Regions from separate parts of the Homo sapiens genome. Here region 2 is linked to region 1. A link is a contact called in ENCODE Hi-C or POLR2A ChIA-PET data. All regions are on one chromosome and are shown on one strand. The core of a region is the stretch at or near the end of the contact, and the rest is flanking DNA. Distances in the headings are between cores, read along the strand shown.

Region 1 (4,739 bases), core at 1,390-3,889:
GCTTTCTTGGCCGGGCGCAGTGGCTCACACCTGTAATCCCAGTACTTTGGAAGGCTGAGGCAGTAGGCAGATCACCTGAGGTCAGGAGTTCCAGACCAGCTTGGCTAACATGGCAAAACGACGTCTCTACTAAAAATTCAAAAGTTAGCGAGGCGTGGTGGTACGTGCCTGTAATCCCAGTTACTTGGGAGGCTGAGGCACGAGAATTGCTTGAACCCGGGAGGTGGAGGTTGCAGTGAGCCGAGATTGCACTACTGCACTCCAGCCTGGGTGACAGAGCGAAACTCCGTCTCAAAAAAAAAAACAAAAAAACTAGGCTTTCTTTCTTTTTTTTTTTTTTCTTGGCCACATGCACCAGATTGAAGAATAAGCTTTCTTGTCTGTTCTCTATACAGTGATATGTAAAAATCACCACTCAGATCAAAGAATTGAGAACTGCGCAGCCAGGCGCCATGGCTCACGCCGGTAATCCCAGCACTTTGGGAGGCCAAGGTGGGCGGATCACCTGAGGTCAGGAGTTCAAGACCAGCCTGGCCAACATGGCGAAACCCCGTCTCTACTACAAAAATCAGCCGGGCGTGGTGGCACGTGCCTGTCATGCCATCTACAAAGGAGGCTGAGGCAGGAGAATTGCTTGAACCCGGGAGGTGGAGGCTGCAGTGAGCTGAGATCACACCACTGCACTCCAGCCTGGGTAACAGAGGCGACTCTGTCTCAAAAAAAAAAAAAAAAGAATTGAGAACCGCGCACACTCTCACAAGCACTCAGCAGTGGTCAGTCCATTCTTGGGTGGGTGATCGGATATGACTGGAGCAGGTGCTCCCTGTCACTGTTTTTGTTGTTGTTGTTGTTTTTTGGGAGATAGGGTCTCACTCTGTCGCCCACGTGGAATGCAGTGACGCAATCATGGCTCGCTGCAGCCTCAACCTCCCAGGCTCAGGCAATCCTCCCACCTCAGCCTTCCAAGTAGCTGGAACTACTGGCACGTGGACCGACGAATTTTTTGGAATTTTTTGTAGAGATGAGGTTTCACCATGTTGCCCAGGCTAGTCTGGAACTCTTGGGCTCAAGTGATCCATCCGCCTTGGCATTTCAAAATGCTGGAAAGCCAGGTGTGAGCCATTATGCCTGGCCTTAGTTTGGTTCAGGCTTTATACTAAGTGCATCTCAAATATTTTATTGAACATCCTTTCATTTCTAAGAGTACTTCAGTTATCTCTGTTAAAATGAACCAACCAGAAAGATTCCCACTCAAGTGCAGGACAACAGATATTAGTATCAAGAATTAAGGCCGGGCACGGTGGCTCGCTCACACCTGTAACCCCAGCACTTTGGGAGGCCAAGGCGGATGGATCACCTGAGGTCAGGAGTTCAAGACCAGCCTGGCCAACATGGTGAAACCCCATCTGTAAGGTGGGCTGAGTGGCTCACACCTGTAATTCCAGCACTTTGGGAGGCCAAGGTGGGCGGATCACTTGAAGTCAGGAGTTCGAGACCAGCCTGGGCAACATGGCAAAACATTGTCTCTACCAAAAATACAAAAATGAGCCGGGTGTGGCGGCACACACAGCTACTTGGGAGGCTGAGGTGGGAGAATCGCTTGAACCTGGGAGGCAGAGGTTGCAGTGAGTTGAGATTGTGCCACTGCACCCTAGCCTGAGTGACAGAGTGAGACCCTGTCTCAAAAAAAAAAAAAGAAAAAGAAAAAGAAAAACAAGGCTGGGCACGGTGGCTCATGCCTGTAATCCCAGCAATTTGGGAGGCCGAGGTGGGCAGATCACTTGGGGTCAGGAGTTCAAGACCAGCCTGCCCAACATGGTGAAACCCTGTCTCTACTAAAAATACTAAAAAATTGATTGGGCATGGTGGAAGGTAGCTGTAATCGCAACTACTTGGGAGGCTGAGGCAGGAGAATCATCCAAACCAGAAGGCGGAGGTTGTAGTGAGCTGAGGCCGCACCACTGCACTCCATCCTGGGCGACGGAGTGAGACTCCATCTCAACAACAAACAAAAAAACCAACAAAAAAACAACAACAAATCAAAACAAAACGAGCACTTGTTGGGAACAGCAGGGAAAGCCCTTTGTGTATATGTTTAGCTGCTTCGCGTCTGCTTTTAGAAAGAAGTGTCCGTGCCATCGGCAGGTGAGCCGCAGGCTTCAGTGCCATTGGGAGATACTGTATAGCCAGGCTTCCAGAGCCGCCTCTCTCCCTGCCCACGCTGGCCCATGTGCTGATCTAGTGTGAAGTTTACAGATAGCTTCGGGAACTCCTAGGAACATTTTGCTTATTATTGCTGTGGTTTCTGATAAGATAAGCTTTGTTGAAAACAGTATAATTCAAGTATGATAGTAACAACAAGATGCAGAAAGGCGGTTTCTCGTTCTGAAAGGTGCTTTGCTGTGAAGCCATAATACAGTGTGTTATTCGAGAATCCTGGGAGGAGTCTCTGGGATCCTAGTTGACTGTGGTGGGAGAACTTGTTCTGCTTTCCTTTCTTTCAGATTAGTGGATCATGTTTCTACATCCATAGTAGGAACAATGCAATTTGTCAGTAAGTTTTTCATACTGCAGTCACCCTGGAGCCAGTGACTGAGTGGATTCTCCACCATGGTGTTTCTGTAACTTATTGTCCGTCTGCTGGAGCGGTGCTGGCTGGCTTTGGCCACTCTGGTTTATGTCTCTTGGCTCGGTTTTCTGCCACTACTGGATTTTGCAGGGAAGGGCAGGCTGTCTCATTTTTCACAGTTTCACCTTTTTTTTTTTTTTTGAAAGCCTCTGAATTGAGTATTTTGGACTTGGAGAATTAGAACTATCCCCAAATCATCAATTACATGAAATCCATCTGTTCTACAGATTATAAAGAAAATATAATTAAAATGGAGTTTTAAAAATGTATACTTTGATTCACTCTTGTTCATTCTAACATGGTAACATGTAAAAGGGGCCTATTCTAGTTAATGATTTGTTTAAAAAATATTTGGTTAATGTTTCAGAATAAACAACTTGGTACTTTGTGTTCAATTAGTAGCTTCAGTGTGGAAATTCTTAGGAATCTTCAGGACAGATTGGCCAGTCTGGACTCCGGATTAGGTAACTCTCAGGTACCCAGCAAGACTCTCACATTCTTAGGAATGAGCTTAGGAATGAGGACTTTTGTGAGATAAGTGGGGAGATGTTTTATAAACTCCAGTTGTCTCCAGGAAGTTGGTTGATGATGGACTTCCGAGGCTAGAGTCACGCTAGCACACAGAGCCCTAGGATTGGGGCGATGGCCCCGGCCTCTTCCGTTGTGAAGGGGAAGCGGAAACTCAGTCTCTGGCTCAGGAATTCCACACTGTGGGGTCCCTTAGCTGGGGCTGGCCCTGTTTGAGCCTGACTTTATGAGGCATGTTGGCTGACAGTGGCGAGAGGGCCAGCCACGGGGGCCCGGGCCTTGCTCTGGTGCCCTGTGTGCTTCGGGCTCTCTGGATTGCCTCCTGGGCGATGCTATAGCCTTGCTGACCACGTGCTACACCCCCCATCCTTTTCCTGAAACAGAGCAGCTGTGTCCTGGCATCTCCAGCAGGGCTGCCCTTGAGGGTTCTGTGCTTGCTGCTTGGTAGCAGCCCCGGCATCTGGACTTCACCACAGGGCCTAGGGGGCCTTCCTCGGGTTCACCGATGCCCACAGGGCCTGGGGGGCCTTCCTCGGGTTCACCGATGCCCACAGGGCCTGGGGGGCCTTCCTCGGGTTCACCGATGCCCACAGGGCCTGGGGGGCCTTCCTCGGGTTCACCGATGCCCACAGGGCCTGGGGGGCCTTCCTCGGGTTCACCGATGCCCACAGGGCCTGGGGGGCCTTCCTCGGGTTCACCGATGCTCATCTGCCGTAACCTGCCTGAGGCCCTAGGGTTTTGTCAGTTAATGGATGTGGCTACAGCCAGGGCTCCTGCCAGCCTGTTGCCTCTCCCTGTCCCTGAGCATTTTCACAGTCCAGCCCGCCACCCAAGAGGGGCTTTCTTCAGGAGTCTGCCCCCTCTGTGGCTGAATGCTGCCTCCTTTTTCCTTTCTCCCTGGCCCACACTTCTTTCTTCTTTGCTCTCTTTTTCTCTTTTGCTGTTCTTGAAGTTTTCATTATGGAAGAGTTCAAACCCATATGAAAGTGGAGAGTAGTGAAATGGTGCACTGGTACCCATCCCCAGTCACAGCAACGTGCAGGCATGCCTCTGGTGACATCTGTGCCTCACCCCAGATTCTAGAGGTATTTCTAAGTATTTCAGTACATGTGTCTAAAAAGCAGTGCTCTTTAAAAAATTATGAAAATGTCATCACACCTACAAAAATGAACAGTTCCTTAATATCATCAAATATTTATCAGTGTTCAAACTTTTTTTTTTTTTTTTTTTGAGACAGAGTTTCGCTGTTTTTGCCCAGGCTGGAGTGCAGTGGCACGATCTCAGCTCACTACAACCTCCACCTCCCGGATTCAAGCAATTCTCCCGCCTCAGCCTCCCGAGTAGCTGGGGTTACAGGTTCCCACCACCACGCCCAGCTAATTTTGTATTTTTAGTAGAGATGGGGTTTCTCCACGTTGGTGAGGCTGGTCTCGAACTCCGGACCTCAGGTGATCCGCCTGCTTCAGCCTCCCAAAGTGCTGGGATTATAGGCGTGAACCACCACACCCAGCTTCAAACTTTTTTTTTTTTTTTTTTTTTAGCAGACAAATTCTCATTTTGTAGCCCAGGCTGGAGTGCAGTG
Region 2 (4,739 bases), core at 1,164-3,663, 45 kb after region 1:
GAGGCTAAGGAAGAGCAAAATAAACGTCGCGATTCGCTTCTCACAGTTCTCAGCCCTTCGCGCTGAACTATTGCTGAGATGGTGGGTTTTGCCAGCAGCCATTGTAGCCCCCGGGCCTGGCTGCATTGCTCACCTCCCTCAGCCTTGTTCTGTCCCTGTCCATGAGATGGAAGTGGCTTTCTCCAGTCAGCTGTGTGTGCAGAGACCGGGGGCTCCGGGCAGAGCCGAGTCCATCAGGACTGGAGGAAGTGCTCACAGCAGGCAGGCTCCCTGGGCCCTGGGTGGGAGGCCTCAGGGATCCCCGTACCTCCTTGCTCACCAGCCAGGCTCGACCTACTGCCCTGTGGGGCAGGTCAGGCTTTTTCCACAGCTCCCTCTCTGGGAGGAGGGTCCTTCCAAGTGAGGGTGTGGTGTAGCTGGAGAATCCCTCTTTCTAGGGGATTTAAATAAGCAGCCCCAGCCGGACGCGGTGGTTCACGCCTGTACTCCCAGCACTTTGGGGGGCCGAGGCGCACAGATCACGAGGTCAGGAGTTTGAGACCAGCCTGGCCAACATAGTGAAACCCCATCTCTACTAAAAAAAACAATACAAAAAGTTAGCTGGGCATGGTGGCAGGTGCCTGTAATCCCAGCTACCTGGGAGGCTGAGGCAGGAGAATGGCTTGAACCCGGAAGGCAGAGGTTGCAGTGAGCTGAGATTGCACCACTGCACTCCAGCCCAGGTGACAGTGCAAGACTCTGTCGCAAAAAAAAAAAAAAAAAAAAAAAAAAAAATTAAATAAGTAAATAAATAAGCAGCCGCATGACCCATGCTGAGGACCCTCTGCCTCACGTTGGTGGCCACGTGTGGTGGCTGCACGCTGGGTGCCTGGGGATGGCTGTGTCCCCGAGTCAGCCCCAGAAGTGCCTACGCCTCTAGGACAGCTCAGAAGTGCTGACAGGTCGTGGCCTCTCAGGATGGGCTCTGGGTTGCAGCTTCATGCCTGGAGTGGCTCATGTTTGGGGGCAAGGTCATGGGCGTTTAAGAGCAGCGACTGGCCAAGAACATGATCTGTATCAGCAGCAGCTTTTGAGAATCTGATGAAATCCCCAGAGCCCCAGAAGGGCACCGGTGTGTTCCAGCTGGTGCACGTTCACAGGGCTTGTCTCCTCAGAGCGTTTATGGGGAAAAAGATGGAAATGTTCAAGCCCAGTCCGTACTGAGAAGCAAATCGAACTTCATACACTTGGTAGACATTTTCAGTGGAAAAATATTAACATTTTATGGAATTCTTACTCTGCTACGTCCCTAGCCAAGCTGTTTGTATGCATGACCTTGGTTAAACCTCAGTTGCCTCTAGACCCCCATTTCATAGGCAAGGAAGCTGGGAGAGGGTCCCCCCATTTCATAGGCAAGGAAACTCGGAGAGGGTCCCCCCATTTCATAGGCAAGGAAGCTCGGAGAGGGTCTCCCATTTCATAGGCAAGGAAGCTGGGAGAGGGTCCCCCCATTTCATAGGCAAGGAAGCTCGGAGAGGATCCCCCCATTTCATAGGCAAGGAAGCTGGGAGAGGGTCCCCCCATTTCATAGGCAAGGAAGCTCGGAGAGGGTCCCCCATTTCACAGGCAAGGAAGCTGGGAGAGGGTCCCCCATTTCATAGGCAAGGAAGCTGGGAGAGGGTCCCCCCATTTCACAGGCAAGGAAGCTGGGAGAGGGTCCCCCCATTTCACAGACAAGTTCAGAGAGGCTCCCCCCATTTCATAGGCAGGGAAGCTGGGAGAGGGTCCCCCCATTTCACAGACAAGTTCGGAGAAGGTCCCCCATTTCATAGGCAAGGAAGCTGGGAGAGGGTCCCCCCATTTCACAGGCAAGGAAGTTCAGAGAGGGTCCCCCCATTTCACAGACAAGGAAGTTCGGAGAGGATCCCCCATTTCATAGGCAAGGAAGCTGGGAGATGGTCCCCCCATTTTATAGGCAAGGAGTCTGGGAGAGTGTCCCCCCATTTCATAGGCAAGGAGGCTGGGAGAGGGTCCCCCCATTTCATAGGCAAGGAGGCTGGGAGAGGGTCCCCCCATTTCATAGGCAAGGAAGCTCGGAGAGGGCCAGTGCTTTTTAACGGTCACGCAGTTCTGAGCATCAGGCTGTCAGCCTGGAGCCTGGCTTGGTACTGAGGTTCCCAGGATGTATAAAGAACTGAACACGCACCTTTGCTGTTGGCTCTTCTGTGCGAGTGCTCTGAGAGTTTTCTGTACTCCCGGCAAGTTTGGGTTGGTACAGATTCACCACAGCGAATCTGACCACGTGGTGACCACAAGCACGCGCTTACTGCGCGCCTAAGTTCACACTCCCTGGAGAAGCTCCTGCCCCAAGGCCGCAGCCTATGGGCCTTTGCGTCTACTCAGGACCATGAGGCTGTGTCCCCGAGCCTGGCCCGGGTAGTAACTGGCATGGCCTGCGGTGCTGGGGGCGTGTCCACAGGAGCTGGTGCCACAGAGGACACGTGTGTCTGCTGTCTTCCTGGACTCGGTCGGACCAGTTTCCCAGTGTGTCCGTGAGGGTGACACTGAGTGAGACTTCTGGGATCCACACCTTTCCTGGGACCCTCACTCTTCCTGCCACAGAAAGCACCTGTGAAAGTCTGAGATCAAGAATGTGCACAGGGGAGGTGTCTGCAGGTCAAGGTCCTGAGCTGATGTCTCACAGGCCTCTGGTAGAGACGAGATTGTTCGTGTCTCTGCGAAGAAGGGCATGTTTTATTGCAGCCAAGTACAAAGTCCTCTCTGCCACTCGCTGGCTGGGACTGAGGTCATGTTCTGTCAGGTTCCAAAGAGCGCCAGGAAGACTCTGAGACCACAGAGCACGGCCTGCTTTCTCCCAGCCCCTGGTAAAGATGTCCAGCCTGGGACCTCCCCCTGTATATAGTGCTTTAAGTGGGAGAAGACCACCACCCAGATCAGGGGAGGACCTGTCCCCTGCAATGCTGCTGCCTGCTTTTCAGATTGACTTGGGAGTGCTTGTGCTGACGGAGCATGTCCTGTGGTTTTTCCCTTTCTTCCCTCTGTTGTTGTGCCTTTTCTGTAGGTACCTGCACCAGTCAGGGGCCCTGACCATGGAGGCCCTGGAGGACCCTTCCCCCGAGCTCATGGAGGGCCCAGAGGAGGACATTGCTGACAAGGTAGGCCCTGGAGGGCTGGGTAGGTGGCAAGTAGGGGATTTAGAACACAGCCACGCCTAAGGGCCGCTGCAGACACCCCGGGAGGTGGGGACAGCACAGCCGGAGGTGACCCCATGTCCTCCAGGGCTCCCCAGACTGTCCATCCAGCCCCGATGCTCTTTGGCAGGTTTCCCCAAGGGGTCTCGTGGCCATGTGAGAAAAAGGAGTCTTCCTGTTGTGCACGAAGGGCCAGCTGGGAGGAGTGGACTGGGCAGTGAGTGAGCACCCTCGGGTATCCCACCCCCACTGTGTCTGAGTCGGGCTGGGGGACACCCAGACATTCAGTCCACCAGGCCCATGGAGACGCGACCTGGGGCACCCATGATTTGGGAGAAAAGGGCTGGCCCTGCAGTTACTGCAGAGCCAACAGCCTGAGGAACGGGCTTCTCCTGGGGCCTTGAATGGAATGGGTGACAGCAGCCAGGGCAAGGCAGCCTTGCCGTGGTCAAGACCCGCTTTTCAGCCAGATGTGGTGGCTCACGCCTGGAATCCCAGCACATTAGGAGGCCTAGGCGGGCAGATCACTTGAGGTCAGGAGTTTGAGATCAGCCTGGCCAACATAGTGAAAACCCGTCTCTACTAAAAATACAAAAGTTAGCCACGCATGGTGGCGGGCAACTGTAATCCCAGCTATTTGGGAGGCTGAGGCAGGAGAATCACTTGAACCTGGGAGGTGGAGGTTGCAGTGAGCCGAGATTGCACGACTGCACTCCAGCCTGGGCGACAGAGGGAGACTCCGTCTCACCTTCTGCACCCCCTCACCTTCTGTGACCCCTTCACTTACTCCTGTACCCCCTCAATTCCTCCTGTACCCCTCATCTCCTCCTGTACCCCCTCACCACCTCCTGTACCCCCTCACCACCTCCTGTACCCCCTCACTACCTCCTGTACCCCCTCACTACCTCCTGTACCCCCTCACCTCCTCCTGTACCCCCTCACCTCCTTGTGTACCCCCTCACCTCCTGTACCCCCTCACCTCCTCCTGTACCCCCCCACCTCCTCCTGTACCCCCTCACCTCCTCTTGCACTCCCATCTCCTCCTGTACCCCCTCACCTCCTTGTGCACCCCCTCACCTCCTGTACCCCCTCACCTCCTCCTGTACCCCCTCACCTCCTCCTGTACCCCCTCACCTCCTCCTGTACCCCCCTCACCTCCTCCTGTACCCCCTCACCTCCTCCTGCACTCCCATCTCCTCCTGTACCCCCTTACCTCCTTGTGCACCCCTCACCTCCTGTACCCCCTCACCTCCTCCTGTACCCCCCTCACCTCTTCCTGCACTCCCATCTCCTCCTGTACCCCCTCACCTCCTTGTGCACCCCTCACCTCCTGTACCCCCTCACCTCCTCCTGTACCCCCCTCACCTCTTCCTGTACCCCCTCACCTCCTCCTGCACTCCCATCTCCTCCTGTACCCCCTCACCTCCTTGTGCACCCCTCACCTCCTGTACCCCCTCACCTCCTCCTGTACCCCCCTCACCTCTTCCTGTACCCTTCACTTCCTCCTGTACCCCCTCACCTCCTCCTGCACCCCCCTTACCTCCTGTA

Evidence for each region. Hi-C counts contacts between places; a loop is a spot of excess contacts on that map. ChIA-PET counts read pairs that join two places held with the same protein, here RNA polymerase II (POLR2A). Pooled maps may share reads with other maps.
Region 2: a loop to region 1 is called in a map of brain microvascular endothelial cell, with 4 times the contacts of the local background. The contact joins two enhancer-like sites. A Hi-C loop is called at or near these places in 4 of 168 maps with a recorded cell type or tissue (CD8-positive, alpha-beta T cell, brain microvascular endothelial cell, endothelial cell of hepatic sinusoid and 1 more) and 1 of 50 pooled maps. POLR2A ChIA-PET finds 5 or more read pairs at or near these places in 3 of 52 experiments (AG04449, WTC11 and activated T-cell).

What each region holds. Positions count from the first base shown.
Region 1 is chr16:454,757-459,495 of GRCh38, forward strand. The region is part of intron 1 of RAB11FIP3 (RAB11 family interacting protein 3); the gene reads left to right. Among named protein-coding and RNA genes, the nearest start is that of RAB11FIP3, 31 kb to the left of the region's middle. Within about 2 kb of position 2,640, at least 9 of the 41 ENCODE cell types and tissues checked have a DNase peak (open chromatin) inside an H3K27ac peak, as active enhancers do.
Region 2 is chr16:499,943-504,681 of GRCh38, forward strand. It overlaps RAB11FIP3 (RAB11 family interacting protein 3), which reads left to right. Exons shown (of 14, transcript NM_014700.4): 7 at 3,062-3,155. Among named protein-coding and RNA genes, the nearest start is that of LINC00235, 25 kb to the right of the region's middle. Within about 2 kb of position 2,414, at least 3 of the 41 ENCODE cell types and tissues checked have a DNase peak (open chromatin) inside an H3K27ac peak, as active enhancers do.